Regions from separate parts of the Homo sapiens genome. Here region 1 is linked to region 2. The links are chromatin loops, found by intact Hi-C in ENCODE. Cell type or tissue: Calu3. All regions are shown on one strand. Each heading gives the region's core, and the rest is flanking DNA. Links, peaks and the distances in the headings are about the cores only.

Region 1 (5,000 bases), core at 1-5,000, 1.3 Mb after region 2:
CCCTTTGTAAAAGTCAGAGCACCACATGTTGTCCCAACTAGGTATTCTTCCTCTTTTAAAACTTAACAAGTCTGTTTCCCTTAAAGTAAAGCTGGGTTTCTTTAACAACTAAACTAGCTTTCCAATTTTCAAAATTAAAAATGTAGAATTAAACTTCACACATTTTTCTCTCTACCCCATTGTTTAAATCCTAAAACCGTATGACAAATCTTTAGCTGGAAGATTTCAGTTAATATACATGTACACAAATGTCCAGTTTCTTAGAAGAGACTAACAAAAATTGCTTGGGGAAAAGCATACTCATATTTATTATGATAAAGTTGGCAATGTCCATAAATAACAGATCTGATTTATTAACCTAGAGTTAGAATTACATTAAAGGGCAAAATACAATGAAATTTTACAATTACATGTCTAATAATTGAAGAACTAATAGGGTGGTGTTTAATGCATCTCTATATTAATTTAAATGATATGGTTTACTAATTTTTTTCCTAAGTTGTATAAATGCTAAAATTGGCTTGTAACACTGGAAATGGTAATGAATTTCTCTTATTTTTTAAATGACATTCTAATCATTACTCTAAATTAATATACTTTTACAGAATAAATTTTCTACAGTTACCCCTTTGGTAACTAACTACATATAGCACACATCTGTAACACTTAAGTGAACATTAATTAGTGCTAATTTACAATCAAATTCCAATGGAGAAGCAAATTACGCTTTCTTGAACATCAAAAGTCTTTATCATGACCATTATAATGAAGAATGCCAGAACATCTTAATTATTTCTGCTTATAAATAATGTTTTCCACAAACCTTAAAAATGCGGAGTACTTCAGAAAGAGAAAAAAAGCTAGTCTCATTATTATTTAGTTTCTACTTAGTGCTAATCCAGTTCATTTCATTGAGTATCTTTCTCTTTCCTTCATTATAATAGAAAAAAAGATCGCCTGAAAATTCACGAGTAAACTTTTTCCATTGGGCATACTGTTTGCAATCTTTTGAAATAGCTTTAAGTATTATGACACTGCTGCAAGACTTTGCTACATAAATCTAAGATTGTCCATAATATTCAAGTTTTATGTGAACCAAAAATTAAAGTGTAAAATATTTGCTTCCTTACATGTATCACATTTAAATAGATTCATAGTTCTAAAGTAATATGCTTCACAGAAGAAAAATAAGTAACTGACACATAGAAACTCTCATTTGGCTCATTCCAAAAATGTGAGTAATTGCCAATAAGGCACTGAAAAGAAGAGAGAATTAAATTAAAAGTTCAATAAACACTGATCAATATGCTTGTAAATACCAAGTCTATAAAATGATCTTCCCTTTAAATGTAGTTATACCACAGGTACATGTTCTGTATTTTGGAATTTGGCTGATCATTTTAAAATCTACTTAAATTTGTTTCTAATAGAAACATTCCAGAAATCTAGAAAGGCTGCCCAAGAAGATTTCTTTTTAAAAAAAGAAAGAAAAAGAAAACAGCAGCCTGGATTCTCTAGCTATCGCTATCTCCTGGTTTAGCATTAGCTCACAATCAGCTGAATAAAGAAGTCATCCCTGTCTAAGATGTAAATAAATCACAAGCCTCAGTTACTTTACCACTAGCTGTTTGTCATTCAGGAAAATAATGGTTAATCAATGTCTAATCAATGAAGATGTGTAACATATTAGTTTGCAGTCCTTCATCATCCTATTTTCTTCAATTGCCTGGGGGTTTGTGTTCAGTACTTACAGAATCGATTACAATTGAGAATGATCATTCAGCTCATGTTGAGAGCTGTCAGCTGTGCTTTCCACAGGGCAGCTTTACTCTTGTGTTTAATATGAGATGCTAATATTTAGCTGCATCCGACAACCTAGGTTCCATGGTGGAACATTTTATGAGAAGTGCTTAAGTAACTAATTGTATCACTACATGTCACTTAATGAAACTAAACTTCTCCTGACTTCACAATAATCATAAGCATTACTGGCTTGCTGTGGAAAATTAAAGAGAAATAGCTGCCTGCTTGAGTCTGATCATGCCTGCAGGGAAGGTCTAAGAAAGGCAACTACCAATGACGCCTTTATAAATAACTGCAGGGGGTGGACGGGGGTGATGATTCTACAATTTCATATAAAACAACATTTATAAGGATGCTGTATCCTCATGTGCAAGCATCCCTGGATGCCCACAATACCTCACAAATACCATGAGAAAAGTTGGACTGCAGACTCTTGATACATTTCCTTTAAGAAACAACCTTTTCTGACTCTGCGCATTTAAATTCCAAATAAAATGTTAATTGCCTGACAAGCCCGTTTTCCTTGTCATTTATAAAAATGTATACATCCTGAATAAAAAGTGGGAGAATACTTAAAAGAGTAGGAGAAGAATCTTGATTTTAACAACAAATAATTGTCACGCTACGGAGTTCTTGGCTTTAATTGCTGTTTTTGTGATTTGTTTTGGAAGTTGGGCTGATGACAATCACAGAGCCCAGTGTTAAAAACTAATAATGATATAGTATTTCATTCGAAACATTTTTGGATCTTGATAGTATTGATTTGAAAGAACAAGTTTAGGCCACTCATTGTTAGTATTAGTTCCAAGAGCACCCTCTAGTGCCCACAGCTTTGAAGAACCCTGTGGAAGGCAGAAAAGTCATTTGTATGCAGCTCAAGCTCATTGACACTTGCTTTATAGGCCAATATTAAGAACCTTTAAAAAGTATATCTGTCATCAAAAGTGACCTAAATGTGCTCTTAAACTTAAAAATGTTTTAATATTATTCTGTGATCAAGCATACTGAAGAAATTTAAAATGATCTAAGATTTTCTTTAAGTTATAATAGTGCATTAACTTTATTAGAGTATTGCTTCAGTAATACATTGTCAAATTTTATGGATATTTCAGGAGATGTGTTAATTGTATAAATTGCTGGGATAACTGAGAAAAACTTAACTAATGACAACACCTTAAAGAAAAAGGTTACTTCACACCCAAAGCCATAATGTACAATGAAAGATTGAATTTACATTGTTTCCAGTAACAGTGAAAAAGAAAAAAAAAAAAACTTTATCTCTGAATTCAAATTTTTAATTAATCTTATTTGTTTTAATCAATACCAGTTGTAAAGGTGAGCAAAAAAGACCCCATCAAATGATTAAATGATCACTTTTGTTTGCTCTCAGTTTTAACTCCCTTCATCTCACAAATAAATCACATAATAAACCTGCGTACAATGGGCCTGCTGAAAAAATGAAAGAGTATCTGTAAAACACTGGTTTTGTTTATATTTTGAAATAGAATTTCATGGTTGTAAATAACAAATACAGGAAAGACGTGTGTATTCAATTTTAAATCACAGATACATCTTTCCAGGTTGGTGTACTAAAGATGTAGTAGAGGAATTCAAAATTATGGATTTATAGTAATGCAATCATAAATGGCATTTATAGAAACAAACTACTTAGTTAACCTGACCTAAAAAACAAAAATCTCAGGCTTTAAGTACATCAAAACTGCCAAACCAACATAGTTTGTGCTTAAGCACACAATAAGGAAAGACTGAAGACAAAATTGCTAGAGGCACCGAATTCCAGAGAAATTCCCAACCCACAAAATTGCTATAATTTTATCAAAATATACATGATAGTGTTTTCCTCTTTTACACCCACATTTCTTATGGAGAAACAGTTTATACATTTACATTCTGAGATGTTTCAGCAAACTCTGTTAGATTATTTCTTATGTATCTTTCTAGTGACAAATAGAATGTTTGGAAAGAAAATAAAGCTAACACGTGCACAATACCTCATAGGTAAGTCTCCAGATTGGGCATTAAAGTATGTGTTACCTCACATAGAATCAGATCAAGCTCTGAATTAAACGTGGTCAACATTTTCTAGAAGTTACTTTTTTTTCCTATCACTCACTTTGCTCAGAATATGGGAAAACCTGTTAGCCGGATGTCTTACAAGCTGGGTTCGCATATCTGTGCAAATATTTATAGTCTTCTTAAATTACCTTTTTACCATCAGCAGTTCCTAAATCAAGCACATACACTATAAAAGGCAAACCAACAAAGAAGTATGTAAAAGATCTTCATCTACCTCTGCACGGCTACCAGGGGAGGTGAGCTTGCCCCACGAATGCCTACACTTTGATAGGAGAACTGTGATAACGATGAAAAGTTAATAGATTTTTATCTATATGAACGTGATGATCATAGACCTTGTTATTTTTATTATTTTTAAGAAGGGAATTGGTGCTGCATGAATATGAAGGCATATATTCACAGAATTTCTTAGATTTATAGGTACAGGAGCTACAAAGACTTCTCTTCTTTCTGAGGTAGATAAATTGAGTTCCATGCAGTTTACTACGTAGGGGTCTTTCAAATGAGACCACAAAACCTCAAATCCTTCCTCTTCTGTGTGGACATTAAAGATCTCATAGCAATTTTCATAAGAGTAGGGGTTTGTCACCATGCCACTGGGCAAATTCCTAGGACTTACCTTAAAGTCAAGCAGCCAGCTTCTCTCCACAGGATTTTAGTGTATTAGATACCTTGAAAAGTTCAGTATATTTACTCAATTTATTTAAAATGTTCTCCTAATGGTTCTGAAATATATTTTTAAGCAAAAAGGAACCAAAGGTCTCCTTAGGTGAAGTTACAGTAATGTTTGTTACATGAAATCAAACTTCCTTCCAAAATATTTGATTAGTCCCTTTTGAACACAAATGCCTACAGTATTAATTTTATTTTAAAAACAAAAACAACCAACATATAATAAAAAAATCTTATAATCCATGATCCATGCTTTCTGATACAGGTAATGTAAAATAAATGATATAATCTACAAAACAATGACAAATGAAAGACTTGGAAAAGGTTATGGTTTGACAAGGTAACATTTTTGAAATCTGGACACGAATCAAATTGATGTAACTATTGGTGATGCAACACTCTCTGACACTAAAGTCTTTACCACTGTC
Region 2 (6,354 bases), core at 518-5,517:
GCCAAGAGATCGAGCAATCAGTGTTACCTGTCAAAGCAATTTGCTTCTTATTGATTTTGCAATAACCATCCTTGTAGATAAGTTCATTTACTGACTTCAGATTTGGGTACCCCCATGTAATATATGGTCCTACAATCCTCAGAATGTTAAACGAAGCCTTGTTGAGCTTCATAAAGGTTCCACTGAAGATTTGATGAAGGTGAAGAAGCTGCAACACCTTTCGGATCTTTGGGCTCACATCACTGATACCTCCGATCCTGATGACAAACATCGTTTTGGGTTCTGCATGCAGGTACATAGAAGTTGCCACCTTTTTTTTTTTTTTTTTTTTTAGACGGAGTCTCGCTCTGTTGCCCAGGCTGGAGTGCAGTGGCGCGATCTCGGCTCACTGCAAGCTCCGCCTCCCAGGTTCACGCCATTCTCCTGCCTCAGCCTCCCGAGTATTTGGGACTAGAGGCGCCTGCCACCACGCCCGGCTAATTTTTTGTATTTTTAGTAGAGACGGGCTTTCACCGTGTTTGCCAGGATGGTCTCGATCTCCTGACCTCGTGATCCGCCCGCCTCGGCCTCCCAAAGTGCTGGGATTACAGGTGTGAGCCACTGTGCCCGGCCGAGAAGTTGCCACCTTTTCTTGCCATCCTACCTATCGAATTTCTGTGCTGTACATCTGTCTATATTCCTTGTAATAGTGCTTCTCTTTTTTCACAAATAAGCTTCCTCCTTGCCTTTTGAAGCATCTTTTGGGCAAAATTCTTTCTCAGGTGCTTGATCTTCAGCTCTACGAAATCCCATTGCTTTTTCTTAAGGGTTTCTGGCACAGCAGGAACCTCCTCCTTCTCTTTGACACCCTCCATGGTTTCAGCCATAAAACAGGGTGCTTTTCTTATTTTAAAACATATCCTCTGTTTCCTCCACATTAACAAAAAAGAGATCTGATTCCTTTTTATCATTTTAATACTATCTAATATGAATTATATCAATTTCAACACTCACATTAACCAACCATGTTGTGTTTTGTTGAGACAATGTAAAATTTTTATTTCAGGCTTCTATCAATATATATTTTTTTAATATTGACTCGAATATCTAAAAAATTCTTAAAGTTTATTTCAAAAGTTTAGTTATTTTAGATGGATAGGTAGTCAGGTAGATAGACTAATTGAAGGCTTATAAAATTTGTATCTTCTTTTGGTCACCATCTACTTTGAAATCTCTGTTCTGTTTCAGTTTTCTTTTAATCCAGAGTATTTTTTTGGATATGGTAGATTGGCACTATAATTTATGGATCATTTTTCATCCTCATAGTTTTGCCTTTTCTGGAATGTTATATTGCATCACCCTAGAAAGAAAACTCAAAAGATCTGGAAACCAGAGGTCTGTGTTCAAGCTATCCCTTTGCTAAAGTTCTAATTTGTACTTCCCTTTAATTTATGGATCATCAGTGTGTGTATACATCACAGCTCTCACTCTCAGGACAATTTCCAATGTATTCCATTTAATTATATCTTGATTAATTAGGTATATTTCCCCTCTATAATCCTTCTTCTAAACAATTCCCTGCTATCTAATTAGAGATGCCTAGAAACAGGGCCACCTCTACGGTCAGCAGGACATCAGGCAAATATTTGATACAGGGTCCTTTCTATATCTGCAACATGATTTTAAAATGCCTTATAATACTCATGGGTTTATATTAGGCATAGAGACTTATCATAAAGATGGTTTTTAATAGTGGACAGAAATTAGGCACTTATCAATTTATTTATTTTCCAGTTAGTGCATACAATTATTTTTTATGGTATCCAAACACCATCTCCTTCTATTCAGGTTCATGAATTATTTTGTGTGAGTTGTCAAATGACCATACAGGCTAATTTCATATTTTCCACCTTCAGAAAATAGAGGACATTATTGTTATTAACCACAATGTTGTGGCTTTTTAGAATCTGTTTGTATTAAAACAGTATCTTGCCTCTGCAAAATCTTAATACCATTGACTTAATGCTGGTCACATTACTACTTATGATGGTACATCATTCATTATGCTGCAAATGAATGCTAGTATTCAGTGGCTCTCTAAAAATTATAGCTAAGCATTACTGACAATTTCCCAGAGTATTCAGGAAAATATGAACAATTATTTTCTAGTCATGTTAAGTGTCCTATTGGAATTTTATAGCATAAACTACACATCTTCCACCTACATAGTCCTCATGATACAGTAGATTATAGTCACTGCATTCCTAGAATTTGATGTCTCTCAATGCTGACCATGCTGTTACCTTTCCCACACGGCCACAAGCAGGGAGGATAAGCAAGAGTCCACATGCAGAACAAAAAGAGCATCCCATTTGCCCAAGGTATATACATCCTTGAGTGTCACAGCTTAGTATTAAACTAGGAGAGCATGATGTCACCCATTGATGAAGACAAGAGGTATCTACTGGAGGCCCATTGGCATTGCAAAGTAACAGTCTTGAATGGCCTTAGAGAAGATAAGTATGACCACTTCTAGAAGACTGCCTGACACATAAGACGGAGCCAGTGAAGCAGGTAGAGGGATAGTCACAAACTACAAATATAAGGATACAGATCAGTTCAAAGTAAAATGATTGATAGAAAAAGATATACCATGTAAAAAATAATTGAAAGAAAGTAGTGTAGCTCTATTAATATTAAAGTAAAACTTAAGGAGAATAACTAGAGATTAAAAAAGAGATTTCATAATGATAAAAAGTCAATACAGTTGAAAAATACAACAAAATAAATGTCTATTTAATAAAATATCTTTAAAGAATATTTGAACCATGTGCTTGCAAATAAAATATGTGATTATGGAGTTATCACTGAATATGCCCATAATGTTTTGAAAATAGTGAGCTAACTTTGACCTTTTAAGTACTTGAGAAACACATTTGTCACCCACCTCTCCGCTGGTCTGGTTTCCCATTCCCCGAAGTGAGAACTACCTGCTTGAAATATACTCTGAGGTTATTGACTGTAATTCATGTAATTGCCACCAGATGGTAGTGGTTATCTGCTTAAAGTGTACACTGAACAATTAAAATTTCACAAATGTCAATATCAAGCAAAGGTATGGAGAAAACAACCACTTGCCCTTTAACACCGTAACCTAGTTAGTTGTACAGAATGTTTTATTTTACAAATACTTTAAGGACTTAATATGTCAATCTATTAGGAATCAAGAGGTGATACAACTCTTGCCTTCAAGGAGATTATGAACTAGTGGAACATACTGATGAGTCTACAGGGAATGACAATATTGTGTGATAAGAGCCTTGAGAAAAGAGAAGGATTCTATATAGCATACAAATCTGATCTGACTGAGGTCAAGGCTTTCTGCAAGGCATGGTTCTCTATAATATATGACCACTACCATCTGGTAGAAGCTATTGATTGCAGGCAAAGTATCAAAGAAAATTAATGAATAGTAAGAGTTAGCTGGCAAAATATATGAAAAGAAGAGTACTCCAAAAAGAGAAAAAACAAGTGCAAAGCCCCAGAGGTTTTGTGTGAGTGTGTCTGTGTGTGTGTGTCTGTATGGTACTAAAAATGATTTATGATGGCTGAGCACACAAAAAACAAAAAAATCTCAAATAATTTAATTAAGTTATATGGAAATATAACCTGGAACAATATTTAAAAATTGCGTAAGACCCCAGACCCTGACTATTTTGCAGGTACTTTTTACCAAACATTTAAGGAACGCATACTTACTACTTATCACTCTTTATAAACTTGTTCCAGCAAACAGAAGATGCAAAAAAGGATGATGGAATATCCAACTAATTTCAAGAGACTAGTTAAATTCTATTACAAAGTCAGATGTAAGAAAAAAAAATAAAGCTTATAGATTTAGAATTTCCAGGTTCTGTTCTGGTGCATAAGGAGCTTACAAGTCATTACTGCATCCTAACATATAAAAAGCTGAACAGACTAAAGAAATCAACAACTCATTTTAGATCCATCAGAGAAGTTTGATTACAGAACAAACTACTACCCTCCAAAATTAGCAAGATAAGTACAAAGAGAAAATCACAACTTAATGGCCATAAGCAGAATCCTCCCCTAGAACAAGTACTGGGGTAGGAAAACCTGAACTGTAATTGGTAAGTTGCTTTGGAAGCCTGAAGTAGAGAGCCTGAGAGATAAGTGCTCCAGAAGGACCCGGTCATGGGAAGGTGGGTGATATGGTTTGGGTCTGTGTCCCCGCCCAAATCTCATGTCAAATGGTAATCTCCAAAGTTGTAGGTGGGGCCTGGTGGGAAGTGATTGGATCATGGGGGCTAATTTCCCATTTGGTGCTATTCTTGTGATAGTGAGTGAGTTATCTATTATGAGATCTCATAGTTTAAAAGTGTGTCTCACCTCCCCCCATCTCTCATCTTCCTTCTGCTCTGGCCCTGTGAAGACAAGCCTGCTTCTCCTTTGCCTTCTGCCATAATTGTGTTTCCTGAGGCCTCTGCAGCCATGCTTCCTGTATAGCCTGTGGAAAAGTGAGCCAATTAAACCTCTTTTCTTCATAAATTACCCAGTCTCAGGTAGTTCTTTATAGCTATGTGAGAACAGACTAGTACAGTGGGGGAGGTCATACTTTTATGAGTTTTAACTCTACCAGGTCTCACTGTGAAGATCAGAGCAAAACCCTCTCGGGCTTCTAGAAGGAGAAGGGGAAAACAACCACTTCGAAACACCTCAGAGCATTCAGTTCTCCTTAATAAGGCCTGGCCTCAGGAGAAACTATTTTATCAGAGCCCAAACATTGTGGCTAACTAACATGGTGAAAGAGAAATATCCAACTCCAGCCCCCCTGTAGCAATCCTGTGCTACCAAAACAAGCTAAGAGCGCTTGTGAAATGCGTGGCCAAGGGGCACAGGCTTGCCAAAAGACAGACTCAAAAAATGCTTCCCCTCCCTGCACACCTTACCAGTACATCACTAAAGGTCTGTTCACCAGGGTTACTTTTACCCAATACATCCTGTCTACCTTTTGACAAAAAATTACAAGGCATACTCAAAGGCAAAAACCACAGTTTGAAGCAAGGCAGAGCAACCGTCAGAATCAGACCTAGCTATGGCAGAGAGGTTGGAATTATCAGACCATAGTTATAAAACAACTGTGACTAATATGCTAAAGGATCTCATGGAATAAGTAGACAACCTGCAAGAACAGTTGAGTAATATAAACAGGAATGAAAACTCTAAGAAAGAATAAAAAGAAATGCAAGAGGTCAAAAACATTGTAACAGAAAGAAGAATGCTTTTGATGGGTTCATTAGTAGACCGGCCATGACTGAGAAAAGAATCTCTGGGTTTGAGGATATATCAACAGAACTCCGAAAACTGAAAAAAAAAAAAAAAAAAAAGAGAGAGAGAGAGAGAAAAGAATGAAAAAATCGGAACAGAAATATCCAAACTGTGGGGCAACAAAAGGCGTAACATGCACAAAGTGGGAATACCAAAAAAAGAAGAAAAAGAGAAAGAAACAGAAGAAATGTCTGAAGCAACTGCAAACATGCATTGCTTAATGATGTGAATACATTCTTGGAAGTGCATACAATTTTATCATCATGCAAATACCATAAAAGTATTCTTATATAAACCTAGATGTTATAGTCTACCACATACCTAGGCTGTGTGATATAGCCTATTATACCTAGGCTACAAATCTGTAAAGCAGGTTACTATAATGATTAGGCCATTTAACACAACAGCATTTGTGTAACTAAACATAGAAAAAGTACAGTGAAAATATTGCATAAAAGATAAAAAGTGGTATATCTATATAAGGTACTTATTATGAATGGAGCTGAAAGAACTGGAAGTTGCTCTGGATGAGTCAGTGAGTCATGGTGAGTGAATGTGAAGAAACAGGATATTAGTATACACTACTATAGACTTTATAAACACTACATTTATATTAGGCTACACTAAATTTATTTTAAAAATTATTTCTTTAGTAAGTTAAACTTAGTTTACTGTAACTTTTTTGGTCTGTAAATTTTTTATCTTTTTAAAAAACATTTCAACCCTTATAGGAATGCTTAGGTTAAAACACAAACCCATTGTTTAGCTGTACAAAACAATATTTTCTAATTTAAAAATTTTTAATCTTTAAATTTTTTACTTTTTAAAACTTTTCTTCTTAAAGTTGAAGGCAAAAACATACATATTAGCCTACACAGGAGTAGAATTATCAATGTCACTGTCTTTCACCCCCATACCTTGTCCCATTGGAAGGTCCTCAGGGGAAATAACAGGCATGGAGCTCTCATCTCTTATGATAACAATGCCTTCTTCTAGAATACTTCCTGAAGAACCTGCATGAGGCTA

What was found. A loop is a pair of places that touch in the nucleus more often than their neighbours do. Peaks named below come from ENCODE experiments on the same cell type or tissue, not always from the same donor. Only the 100,000 strongest peaks of a DNase experiment are listed, where the experiment ranks them.
Region 1: a loop joins it to region 2, with 11 times the contacts of the local background. A loop is called at or near these places in 7 of 110 quality-filtered maps.

Annotation. Positions count from the first base shown.
Region 1 is chr2:164,427,751-164,432,750 of GRCh38, forward strand. No RefSeq gene overlaps it. Among named protein-coding and RNA genes, the nearest start is that of GRB14, 190 kb to the right of the region's middle. In Calu3, for the core only: a CTCF peak has its summit at 2,595 (motif pointing left); a DNase peak (open chromatin) is centred at 2,631.
Region 2 is chr2:163,152,454-163,158,807 of GRCh38, forward strand. It overlaps the pseudogene RPL7P61. Among named protein-coding and RNA genes, the nearest start is that of KCNH7, 320 kb to the left of the region's middle. In Calu3, for the core only: no CTCF peak of the experiment used is centred there; a DNase peak (open chromatin) is centred at 2,978.